Linked DNA regions of Homo sapiens: region 1 is linked to region 2. The links are chromatin contacts, found by Hi-C or POLR2A ChIA-PET in ENCODE. All regions are on one chromosome and are shown on one strand. The core of a region is the stretch at or near the end of the contact, and the rest is flanking DNA. Distances in the headings are between cores, read along the strand shown.

Region 1 (6,436 bases), core at 3,599-6,098, 510 kb after region 2:
CCGGCCCTGGAGCTGCCCCTCCCCAGCGTGCCCGCCCCTGCCCCGCTCTGAGGGCCCTCCAGACCTGCTCGGGTGCTGGGGCCATGCCGAGTCGCGGCCCTGCTCAGCCGGAAGAGGCTCCCGGACCTGGATGTACAGGGCAGTCTCTCTTCCCGGGGCTATGGCTGGGCCTGTCCTGCCGTCATGGCCCCCTGCTTCCTGCTCCTTGGAGCTGGCTCCCGGACCTTGCCCACCATCCATGCAGTGGCTCCCAGGGCAGAGCCTCTCCTTGTACTTTGGCAGCCATAGAAAGCGTGCTCATTTTCTGTTTTCCTGTGTTAGGAAAAAACCACCTGTTTTCCAAGGGGAGAGGGCGGGGCCTGAGGGTGGGGGCGGGGCCTCTTCATTGGCCCAGCTTGGCGAAAGCGAGGCACACTGCTTACTGCCTTGGGGTTGTGGAGATGGACCCGTGACCTCGTGGAGGCCGTGTGGGGGCAGCAGCCTGGCCTGTGCCATGGTGGGTGTCCTGGGGCCTGTGCGGAGGGAGCCACCTCACCCTGCAGCCCAGTTTGCAGGTGTGGCCTTGTTTCTCCTTGCCCAGCAGTGCTGCCTTCAGCGGCCGTGACGGGGCCAGCTGGACACACGGTGAGATTTTCTCGTATGTAAATAAAAGGCATTTTGGTAAACGTGGAGGCTGAGATGTCTCTGTGCCTGCCCTGAGGTTGGATGTAGCTCAGATGGACACAGGCATTTGTGCTATGGAGCCAATACTTGGGGCTTTGTGGGCCACAGCCTCTCTGGACTGCTCAGCCCTGTCTGTGACCAGCAGCTGGGGACGATATAATAATTTCTGGGGGAGGTTGATATAATAATTTCTGGGGGAGGTTGATAAAATTTCTGGGGGAGGATATAATAATTTCTGGGGGAGGTTGATATAATTTCTGGGGGAGGATGATATAATAATTTCTGAGGGAGGTTGGCAGGAAGCCCTCACCCTCGGGGCTTTGGTGCCCCTAAGACGCAGATCAGCTGCTTTGTTTTTGTCCTGCGATTCCAGGGGGCACCTCTCACCTCCTGGTGCACACCAGGGACAGGAGCCCTGGAGGCCCAGGATGTGCCATGGGTCACAGGCACAGAGCCAGGGCCATTTCCAGCAGATGAGACCTCAAAGCCGGGCAGCAGTTCATAGCATGCAGGGGCGATGGCCCGGCTGCCAGGTGTCACTGTCCTTGGCTCGCAGCATGCAGGGGCGATAGCCTGGCTGCCAGGTGTCACCGTGTCCTCAGAGACGCCTGTTGGCGAGCTCGCCTCCCTGGAGTGTGAGGCCACAGCTGAGCAGGTTGGGACCTGTTGGGTGAGACAAGCCCATGGTGCTGGGATCTCGTGGGTATGGGAGTCTCTGAGCTGGTATCCTCTGGGGCAGAGCCAGGGACGCCTGGGACTCTGTTGCACCTGTGCATGGGGCTTGTGGTCTACACTGGGAGATCTGTGCCTCAGTTTATTGTGGTCTACACTGCCGGATCCATGCCTCAGTTTATCCAGTCATGTCTCTCCAAGAGCCCCAGGGCAGGCGGAGAAGTCCCAGCCTGAGGGCTTTGGTTGGGAGCTGGGGACCCAGGTGAGGCTGGGTGTCTGGGGCTGGCCTGGCTGGTGGGTGGAGGGCGCAGGTTCTGGGTAGGTGTGAGCAGCAGAGGAGTCTTGGAGGGTCCAGGGCTCTGAACCTGCCCAGGTGGGCTGTGACGGGAAGATGAAGGGCTTGTCTGACAGGCACATGCAATGGGTTTGGGGCTGTGGAGCTCAGAAGAGACTGGGGCCAGGTTGTGGATCTGGATGCTGTCATAGGGAGTGGTGTTTGAGCTACTGACTGGGCCAGATCAGCCCAGGTGAGGGAGAGCAGCCGTGTGCTCTGGGCGGGCCTTCCTGGCCAGCTGGGGCGGGGGGGTGGCAGCTGGCAGCAGATTGGGTGCCCCACAGCCCAGGGAGGAGGGGCTGAGGAACAGTGCTTTGGAGGGAGAGCTGAGGAAGCAGGAGAGGCCTGGAGACCCAGCTGAGAGGCACTAAGGAGTGGGATGAAGGTCAGTTCCGGCCAGGAGTGCGTGCTTTTTTTGCTTTTTTTTTTTGAGATGGAGTCTCGCTCTGTCGCCCGGTCTGGAGTGCAATGGCGCAATCTTGGCTCACTGCAAGCTCCGCCTCCCGGGTTCACACCATTCTCCTGCCTCAGCGCCCCCCCCACCCCAGCATCTGGGACTACAGGCACATGCCGCCACGCCCGGCTAATTTTTGTATTTTTAGTAGAGACGGGGTTTCACTGTGTTAGCCAGGATGGTCTCGATCTTCTGACCTTGTGATCCACCTGCTTCGGCCTCCCAAAGTGCTGAGATTACAGGCGTGAGCCACCGCGCCCGGCCTGGTTTTTTTTTAAAGATAGAAGAAATAGATGTTTCTGGGCTGATGGGAATGACCCAGTAGGGTGAGGAGTGGAGGATGGTCCAGGGGCTGGGCTGTCACTGAATGAGCAGGTGGCCGGGGTCTCAGCACAGCAGGGGTGTCCTCAGAGGAGGGCTGATGGGCGCAGATGCTGGGGTGACGGCTGAGGAGACACTGGGAGTCCACTGCTGCTGCCTCCCATTTTCTCAGGTCTTGGGCTAGGAGGCAGGATAGGGGGAAGTGGCAGGGGAGAGGACGAGTAGAGGACTTGACTGTAGGAGGAATGGTCAGTGAGTGGACCCGGGTGCCTGGTTTGGTCACTGGGCAGCGGGCGCGTCCTGTCCAGGGCGCCTGCAGGGGGTGCCAGGCCTACGGGTGGGGAGTGAAGGACAGAGAGTGAGGAGCCCGTGGGTGAGGGACTGGTGAGGTGGAGGGTGTGAATTGCAAGGACTGGGATGGGACCGTGCGTGGACGGCTGAGCCTCGGGGGCGCATGGTTACTGTAGCGAAAGCCTTTAGGGGCAGAAAGAGCAGAGCTGCCTGAGCGACTGGGTGTGGACGCTGCTGGGAAGTTAGGGAGAAGGACTTGGTAGGGGAGGACCGAGGGCCCAGGCACGGGAGGCATCGTCTGGTGAAGTGAAACCTATGGGGAATTTGGGAGGAGAAGTGGGGAGGCTGCCCACGGTTTGGGGAAAACAACCTTGCTGGCAAGGGCTGGGGGAAGCAGTGAGGGTGAAGTCCTTTCAGAGGCTGAGAACATGTACTGTGTTTGTGGGTGATGGACATGAATTCTGGGCGCAGCGGCAGGGCTGGGTTGGGTAGGGAGGCGGGAGGGGAGGCCTCCTGGAATGGGAATGGGTGTGATTGGGGGTGGCCCTGGGTATCACAGGAGATGGTGATGGCCCTGGGAGCTGGGGTTCTGGGGCTCCCTTCACCCCTGTAGATGGGAGAAAGTGCAGGGGGTGAGGCCTTGGCCCAGGCCTCAGATTCACCTTTGACCCATAGGGCCAGGTCTTGGGGCACCCCTTGAGCGAGTCCCTTTCCTGCAGAGGGCTCTGGCCTGAGGATTTGCTGGGCCAGCCTCTGGCAGAAGCAGCTCCAGCCCTGGGTGCACTTGGAGGCAGGGCAGAGGCTTTGCTGCAGGTTTTCCAGGGCTCGGTCAGCCTGCATCTGCCCGAGGGCCTCCCCTCCAGGGTCCTCTCTGTGTCAGAAGAAGCACCGAGACTCAAAGCCTGAGGCCCCCAAAGGACCCCAACCTCCGTGCTGGGGCCACGGGGCCTGGACAGCCAACCTCCTTCCGCTCTGGTCCCACAGAGGCCGGGGAGTGGGCCCAAAGAGCACCAGCATTCCACCTGGTGTGTGCGGCCCCCGCGGCCTCGACAATTGGGGATCCGGGCCCCCGAGCACCCCTTGCACAGGGGAGGGGAGCCCTAGGCCTGGCTCCTGGAGGGGAGCGTGATAGTCCGGTGGACCCCATACCCTGGAGAGAATGGAAACCCCCAACCCACGACCGGTTTCCCTGATGGAGCCTGTCTGGTTGGGTGCAGTGTGTGAGGAATATACAGCTGGAACCATCAGGCCCGGGCTGGCTGTTGGGAGGAGTGGGGCGTCCCTGGGACTGCGGGGTCCTGAGCTGAATGCCAGCAGCACTGGTGTGGCTGGAGCGGCCACCTTGCCCCTCCTTGGAAGGCGGCTTCCAGGCTGGGCCAGGGTAGGAGGAGTCCAGGGTCCTTTAGGCAGGCCGGCAGGGGGAAGGGCCCAGAGCTCCAGCTCCTGGCTCCCGGCCCAAGTTGTTTCTAAATTTGTTCCCCAACCCCCACAGGGACCCTGAGCCGCACGTGGTTTTTTCCGTGATAGAACTTCCGTCTGTGTGTGCTGGCCTGTCCTGGGCAGGGGGCTCCAGGCTGGGGACGGAGGAAGGGGGAAAGGAAAGACAATGAGCCCACTTTGGGGGGCCCCCGATTGGGGTCAGGAGGGGAATGAAAAAGCGGGGAGAGGAGTAATAAGAGAGGGATTGGGGGTATGCAGCTCGGCAGAGGACCCTGCCCGCCCCCTGTGCTGCTGCCTTGCTCCCGCCTTGCTTACACAGGGCCTGGAGCCCCTCCCCCCAGCTGTAAGCCCTGTGTGTGGGGTGACAGGTGGAAGGGATAACCTGGGGGAGGTGGGGGCCCTGGAGGACAGGCTGAGGTGCAGGAGCCCAGGGTGGGGGCACAGCATGCAGCAGGGGCCCTCGGCCTCACCAGGTGTCCTGAGCCTGACCAAGCCAGGAGGGCTCTGAGCGCTAGAGAACTGAAGCGGGAATGTGACCTCCGGCCAGGGGATCTGGGCAAGCCGGCCAGGCCTCCCCCCTTTGGCGCCTCCGTCCAGCCCAAGTCCCGCCTGGGCCGCACCCCCTGACTCACTTCCTTTGCATAGAAGCGGAAACCTCCCCAGAGCTTCCTCTACTCCGGCCGGCCGCTCCCTGGGGACCCACAGGTGTCGCTGCCCCTCCAGGCCGAAGCTGGCCCAGGAGGCCCCTGGCCCACCCCCTCGCCCTGGGAGGCGCATTTCCTGCTTGGAGTCTCAGGCCCCAGCGTCTGGCACAGGCAGGGGCCTGCGGAGCTGAGGGCAGTGGACCAGCTGCAGGTAGGGGGTGGGTTGGGGCCCAGGGCCCAGTTCCTGCCAGTCAGTGGCTCTCTTGCTCCGACCGGCCTCTTCTTTCTGTCCATCTTTTCGTTTCACCTCCACTAGTCTCCGGGGGGCTCCCTGCACTGCTCAGCTCGTTCACTGGAGGGGTGTTGGGAGGACCCCAGTTTTGGAGTCGGGGCTGGGAGGCCTGGGTTGAGCCTGGGGACGGGGCCCGGGCCTATTCTCAAAATCATAAGTTCCAGCCAGACCCCCGCCAAGTGTTCTGGAGCGTGTGGGGGCGTCTCTGAACTCCTGGGCGCTCAGGCCTCTGCTTCCCGCGGCCCCTCCTTGGGAGACGGCCCAGTCCAGTGGGAGCCGCGGGCGGGGGCAGGGTCCGGGGGTGACTGTTCACCCCAGTGGGCGCCTGGGCGGCCACTGACTCCTTCGACGACTCCTCCAGGAAGCCGGGGCGGCCACCAGATAAGCCTCTACCCCGCCACTTCCTCAAGGCCCGCGGCCGTTTATGGGAAGACCCGAGAGATTTGCATCGGGGCCCTGCGGAGGGGCGGAGGGGCGGAGGGGCGGAGGGGTCGCTTGCCGGTCTGAGGGGCGAGGCCGCGACCAGGCCCCTGGCCCTGGGGCAGCCCGGGCCGCACCCCACGGGACTCCCAGGGGGTAAGATCACTCCGGGGACCGGTTCCGGCGGCCCGCGGGAAAGGGCAGTGGCGGGAGTCCAGAGACCCTCCCCGTCTTCCCGTTGCAGGGAGGGCGACCTGTATGCGGAGCGCCGTTCCTGCGACATGGACCGCGGCCAGCCCAGCCTGGAGCCTGCTGCCGCGGCCCCCCGAGCCTCGGGCCGGTGCGTGATCGCGCCCGTGCGCGCTGTGCTCCGCCTGCGCCGCCGGGTGTGTGTCCTACGCAAACGGCGCCTCCTGCAGCCGGGTGGGGGGCCCGACGTCGGGACCGGGGCGCCCAGGCCGGGCTGCAGCCCCCGGGCACCGCGCGCGGACCTGGACCAGCCAAAGTTCTTCACCTTCGACAGCCCCGCGGAGCTACCCTCCAGGACGCCACGCAAGAAGCGCCGGCGCAGCCGCCTGGTGCTTTACCCGGAGACCTCGCGCAAGTATCGGCCGCGCGTGGAGCACAGGAGCCGCGCGCAGCGCTGCCTTCTGCTGCTAGTCGCCATCGTGGGCTTCCAAGTTCTCAACGCTATCGAGAACCTGGACGATAACGCGCAGCGCTATGACCTCGACGGGCTGGAGAAAGCGCTGCAGCGCGCGGTGTTCGGCCAGCCCGCTGCCGTATCGCGCATCGTGGCGCTGATGCGGGACTACCTGGCCACGCATGTGCACAGTCGTCCGCTCCTCCTGGCGCTGCACGGGCCCAGTGGCGTGGGCAAGAGCCACGTGGGCCGCCTGCTGGCG
Region 2 (6,257 bases), core at 513-3,012:
TTATATTTTTACAAATACAAATACGGGCATGGTGATGGGCGCCTGTAGTCCCAGCTTATCGGGGGGCTGAGGCAGGAGAATTGCTTGAACTGGGGAGTCGGAGGTTGCAGTGAGCCGAGATCGCGCCACTGCACTCCAGCCTGGGCGACAGAGTGAGACTCCATATTAAAAAAAAAAAAAAAAAAGAACCTCAGCCCCAGCCCCAGAACTCAGGCAGCGAGGCCAGGCAGGGAAGGGCGGGGCACCACTCTCAGGAGGCCAGAGAGGAGCATGCACCGCGGGACCCTCCCCCAAGCCAACCTCCTCCACATCCAAAGCACGGCGGGCCCAGCTCCCACCCCACCCGGTCCTGGCCAGGCCAGGAGTGTGTGCGAAGGGTCACAGCAGGAGAGGGCATGGGGCAGCACCAGAAGGGGCGGGCCCGGGGATGAGGAGGCGGAGCCTAAACTCGGCCTAAAAGGCGGGGGGCGGAGGGGTGAGGGCGGGGCCTGTGAGGAGGCGCGGGGCGGCAGGCGGGCGGGGCGGGGGTAGGCAGAACGGGGGGCGGGGCCTGTGGGAAGTTGGGGAGGGGCCAGTGCGGGGAGGTGGGACAGGCACTCACTGTAGAGCTGCACCATGGTGCTGAGGGCCCCCTCCAGCTCCTTGTAGATGTAAAGGACGGCGAAGGAGCTGTAGTCTGTGTCCACGATGCGCACGTCCAGGTAGCCCAAGGCTGCGGAGAGGCAGGCGGCCTTTTCAGGCTGGAGAAGTGGATGGGCCCGGGCACCGACCCCACCCATGCCTGCCCCTGCTGCTGGGCTGTGAGCCTGTTCCCCGAAGACAGAGGAGGGGCGGGGAGGGCGGGCAGGGGGCTGGAGACTGGGATGGACAGCTTGGGCCCGGGTGGAAAGTCAGCCCCACGTCACCCCCAGAGAAGCGGCATCCAGCACCCCTGAAGGCAGAGGAGGCAGGACCTACCCGGGACTCTGAAGTGTCCCTCGGAGCCCACCTTCAGGTACTCGGCATCCACCTGGTTACAGCCGTCCGCCCTGGGGGTGCACAGCCGGCTCACTCATGGCACCCAGCTACCTCAGCTCCCCAGCCCAGCCCAGGCAGCCCAGCCCAAGTAACTCACCCCGGGAACTCCATGTGGACGTGGAGGCCGCCCTCCTCTGTGGGCCTGATGGCCCTGGTGGACATGGACAGGTGGTCCTTCTTGCCCAGGAAGACCCTGCAGTCAGATGCCATGGAGACCACGTACCAGAGGCCTGAGAACTGCCGGGGGCTTAGTCACCCGCAGGCCAGGACAGCCAGCAGCAGGGCCCTCCTTGCCCAGGGACCCAGGGGACAACTCAGAAGTCACACAGCAAGGGGTCTCGGAGTGGCCATGTCTTGGGTGTGAGCTGAGCCCAGGTGGACAGGAACTCATCTTGGGTAGGTCACAGTGCAACTGTGAGCCTCAGTTCCCAGCTGTGAAGTGGGTGCAGTAATGATCCATTCACAGGTTGGTTTAGGATTAAGCGCAGAGTGGGTCTATAGCACGTGCCTGGCCGGGCACAGAGCAAGCGCCCCAGGAAAGGCAGTTGTCACAATTATCACGTTGTCTCTGGCAGGGGCCCAGCTCCCACCCACCACAGGACAGCAGAGGCCCCTGGTACCTTTTCAGCATTGAAGTCAGGCTGCAGCAGAACCTCAGCCTGAGCCGTGGGCGCCCAGAGCAGGGTCAGGATTGCGCCGAGCAGGAATGACATCATCCCCTCCCCTGCCCTCCAGCCCCTGGTGCTGAGTCCCCAAGCCCCAGGGGGCCAGCTTTATAGCCCAGGCCACCACCTGGGTGCACCTGCTCCTGGGCGGAGCAGATGGAAGCGGAAGGCACTTCGGCTCTGAGACTCCGGCCCCCTTGTCCATTGTTTGGCACAATCACTCGGATGTCCCCCAGCCCAGGGGGTCATTTCCTGGAGGGCTCCAGACAGCCAGGCTCTGGCCTGATGCACCCGGGCTGAGGATTTGTCCCCTAGGCCTGCCAGACTATGTCACCAGTCACGGGGCCACTGCCAAGCCACAGCAGAGACTTGTCCTGCCTTGCCTGGACTCGCACCCAAGCCCCTCTGTCCACACTCTGTCTGGCTGGGCTGGGCCAGGGCCTTTGGGGTACAGCTGCAGAGAGCTGGGCTGGGGTTGGTCTGGCTAGGCCCCCTCTCCTGGGATCTGGCCACCCAGAAAGCCCCCTTCTCTCACCCCCAACATGGGGGGTAGGGTCACACTGGCAGAGTGTCCAGGGCAGAGCTTGTGCCCCCACACTGTGAGAGAGGCCTGGGCACCCCTCACTCCAGACCCCCACCACCCCCGATGCAGCCCCCAGCTGGGCTTCCAGCAAGCAGGCCAGGGACCGGACGGGACCGGACAGGGCTGGGCTGGCCCTGGGGAGGATTACGGCATTGGATACCGCCTTATCACTGGTTGTATAAGCGTGCAGGGGGCAATGACGCCAGGAAGGCGCCGCAGTCTGGCAGAGGCAGGAACCTCCCAAGTGACCTCTCTGTGTCCCCACAGAGCACCCAGGGACACTGGGCAAGGAGCAGCAGGTGGCCTCGGAGCACGCCCAGACCCCTCTGGTCAGGGGCGGGAGTCCTGCCAGGGAGGCCAGCACTGCCAGTCCTCTGGAGTGAGAGTGAGGCAGGAGAAGAGGGCCTGGACGCAGGGAGCCCAAGGGCGTCCTAGAACCAAATCAACTGGAAACACTAACGATGACGGGAATGTGAATGGCTTTGTACCTTCACTCCATCCTCTCCGTTTACGTAGGGCTCATACCGAGTACATGACTTCGTTTTGTTTGTTTGTTTTTTGAGATGGAGTTTTGCTCTTGTTGCCCAGGCTGGAGTGCAGTGGTGCACTCCTTGGCTCTCTGCAGCCTCTGCCTCCCGGGTTTAAGCGATTTTCCTGCCTCAGCCTCCTGACTATCTGGGATTACAGGCACCCGCCACCACACCCAGCTAATTTTGTATTTTTAGTAGAGACGGGGTTTCTCCATGTTCATCAGGCTGGTCTTGAACTCCCGACCTCAGGTGATACACCCACCTCAGCCTCCCAAAGTACTGGGATTACAGGCGTGACAGTATGCTCAGCCGAGAAAATGACTTTGACTTCATCCTCTTCATTTACATAGGGCATACACCAAGTAACCAATGGTAAACCGCTAGAGGATATTGAAACACTAGAAAATTCTGTAACCGGGGCCCTTGAGCTGCTTGCTCAGCCCGCTCCCACCCTGTAAAGAGTGCTTTCATTTTCAATAAATTTCTGCTTTTGTTGCTTCATTCTTTCCTTGCTTTGTTTGTGTGTTTTGTCCAATTCTTTGTTCAAAATGCCAAGAACCTGGACACCCTCCACTGGTAACGTGAGAGGGGGACAGGGTCAGAGAAAGACCCTTGGCCCCCAGCATCGGGGAAGGGAAGGAGCCGAGGGCTTCTGCTTGTGGCCTCCACTGGTCTTCAGGAGGTTCCAGTTCCCAGCCACGCCCCTGACAGGTTCACCTAAGCCAGCAGTTAGATACAGCAGGAAAACTGTGGTCAGCAAGCCACCCAGATGCCGAAGCAAGAGACCGAGGGCACGAGCTGTTCCAGTTTAATAAAATATATAAAATAACAAGAGTTATACTAGATCTAGATCATAGACATGATTATATATGAATATTATTAATCATTAGCTTGTAGCAATTACTCTTTATTCCAATATTATAATAATCCTTGCTCTACAATTATAACCTAGGAAAAACCAGGCCATACAGAGATAGGAGCTGAGCGGACATAGTGAGAAGTGACCAGAAGACAAGAGTGCGAGCCTTCTGTTACGCCCTGACAGGGCCACCAGAGGGCTCCTTGGTCTAGTGGTGACGCCAGCGTCTGGGAAGACACCTGTTGCCAAGCGGACCGTGATCTAGCAGTAGCGTCAGTGTCAAGGGAAAACACCTGCTACTTAGCAGACAGGGAAAGGGAGTCTCCCTTTCCCCGGGGGAGCTTAGAGAGGACTCTACTCCTCCACCTCCTGTGGAGGGCCTGACATCAGTCAGACCTGCCCGCAGTTATCCAGAGGCCTAACCGTCTCCCTGTGATGCTGTGCTTCAGTGGTCACGCTCGTAGTCCGCCTTCATGTTCCATCCTGTACACCTGGCTCTGCCTTCTAGATAGCAGTAGTCAATTAGTGAAAGTACTAAAAGTCTCTGATATGCAGAAATAATGATGTAAGCTGTCTCTCTCTCTCTCTCTCCGCCTTGGCTGCCAAACAGGGAAGGGCCCCCCATCCGGTGGACACGTGACTCACGTCACCTTACCTATCATTGGAGATGACTCACACTCTTTACCCTGTCCCTTTTGCTTTGTATCCAATAAATATCAGCACAGCCAGACATTCGGGGCCACTACCGGTCTCCACGTCTTGGTGGTAGTGGTCCCCAGGCCCAGCTGTCTTTTCTTTTATGTCTTTTTCTTGTGTCCTTATTTCTATGCCCTCTCATCTCAGCACACAGGGAGAAACTCACCAACCCTGTGGGGCTGGTCCCTACAGAAAACATCTACAAAACGCATACACCTGAGACGAGACTGAAATCCAGCATCCATGAGGAACTCCCAAGACTGAGTAATAAGAAAACAAGCCACTCCATTAAAAATAAAAAGAGGCCAGGTGTGGCATCTCACGCCTGTGATCCTCGCATTTTGGGAGGCCGAGGCGGGTGGATCACCTGAGGTCAGGAGTTCGAGACCAGCCTGGCCAACATGGTGAAACCCTATCTCTTCTCAAAATACAAAAATTAGCCGGGCATGGTGGCGGGCGCCTGTAGTCCCAGCTACTCGGGAGGCTGAGGCAGGAGAATCGCTTGAACCCAAAGTGAGGTGGGTGGGGGGAGGTTGCAGTGAGCCAAGATCGCGCCGTTGCACTCCAACCTAAGTGAAAGAGCAAAATTCCGTCTCAAAATATATATATAAACAAATAAAAATAAAAAGGCAAGAGATCTGAAAAGATACTCCACCAAAGAAAACATCCGGATGGGAGATGAGAACACGCTCAGCATCAGTCCATGGGAAGATGCAACCTGGAAGCTTTTTGAGACCCCTCTGTGCACCTCGCAGACCATGGAAGGCGTTCCACAGAAACAGGCTCAATCCCTAGAGCCTGTGAGGGCTGGGAGTCAGCAGAGCTATCACCCTCTGCGGGAAGAACAAGACGGGACCACACTGCAAAACTTCCTGGCAGACTCTCATGCAGTGAAACATTCCACCAACCTACCTACTTATGGAGGTCTCCACCCGGGAGAAATGAAAACTACGTTTACAGCGAACTTGAGCACTTCTGCATGAGCAGCACGTGATGGACACTCAGCAGTAAAAGGAACGAAGGTGGCTGAATCCCAGGTGCACCCTGCAGAGGGACAGAAGCCAGGTGGAAAAGGCTGCGATCTGCGACTCCTTTTATACGACGTTCTAGGACAGGTGAGCCCACAGGGCAGGGGGCTTCCCAGTGGCTCTGAGGGCTGAGGTGCGGGCAGTGATTGACCGCAAGGGACCTCGAGGAAGCTTTGTGGGCACCAGAGCTGCTGTGTCGCACTTGCAGTGGTTCCATGAACATTTGCATTTGTCTAAACTCACACAACTGTGCCCTCAAAGGGGCGAATGCAGCTGTGCATACATCATACCTCAACTTTTATTTATTTGTGGTTTTTCTTCGTTTTCTTTTCTTTTTTTCTTTTTTCTTTTTTTTCTTTTTTTTTTTTTTTTTTTTTTTTTTTTTTGAGACGGAGTCTCGCTCTGTCGCCCCAGGCGGGACTGCGGACTGCAGTGGCGCAATCTCGGCTCACTGCAAGCTCCACCTCCTGGGTTCACGCCATTCTCCCACCTCAGCCTCCGGAGTAGCTGGGACCACAGGCGTCCACCACCATGCTCGGATAATTCTTTGTATTTTTAGTAGAGACAGGGTTTCACCATGTTAGCCAGGGTGGTCTCGATCTCCTGACCTTGTGATCCACCTGCCTCAGCCTCCCAGAGTGCTGGGATTACAGGCATGAGCCACCGTGCCTGGCCTTGTTTTGTTTTTTAAGACGGGGTCTCACTCTGTCACTCAGGCTGGAGTGCAGTGGTGCAATCTCAGCTCACTGCAATCTCCACCTCCCGGGTTCAAGCGATTCTCCTGCCTCAGCCTCCCATGTAGCTGGGATAACAGTAGCCACCATGCCCGTCTAATTTTTTTTGCATTTTTAGTAGAGACAGGATTTCACCATATTGGTC

Evidence for each region. A loop is a pair of places that touch in the nucleus more often than their neighbours do. ChIA-PET counts read pairs that join two places held with the same protein, here RNA polymerase II (POLR2A). Pooled maps may share reads with other maps.
Region 1: a pooled map shows a loop between it and region 2 (2.3-fold over the local background). The contact joins the promoter of TOR4A here to the promoter of LCN15 in region 2. A Hi-C loop is called at or near these places in 1 of 50 pooled maps. POLR2A ChIA-PET finds 5 or more read pairs at or near these places in 3 of 52 experiments (B cell, T-cell and common myeloid progenitor, CD34-positive).

The regions. Positions count from the first base shown.
Region 1 is chr9:137,272,878-137,279,313 of GRCh38, forward strand. TOR4A (torsin family 4 member A) reads left to right here and starts at 4,849. Exons shown (of 2, transcript NM_017723.3): 1 at 4,849-5,030; 2 at 5,776-6,436. The coding sequence starts at 5,813. NELFB (negative elongation factor complex member B) reads left to right here. Exons shown (of 13, transcript NM_015456.5): 13 at 1-665. The coding sequence ends at 51. RefSeq lists an enhancer at 1,929-2,108 and silencers at 4,750-5,069, 5,350-5,409.
Region 2 is chr9:136,762,756-136,769,012 of GRCh38, forward strand. It overlaps LCN15 (lipocalin 15), which reads right to left and starts at 1,763. Exons shown (of 7, transcript NM_203347.2): 1 at 1,638-1,763; 2 at 1,115-1,254; 3 at 958-1,028; 4 at 602-712. The coding sequence starts at 1,733. It overlaps LOC107987143 (a long non-coding RNA gene), which reads right to left. Exons shown (of 3, transcript XR_001746981.2): 2 at 5,006-5,394; 3 at 3,588-4,919. RefSeq lists enhancers at 486-1,133, 3,409-3,458, 3,469-3,518.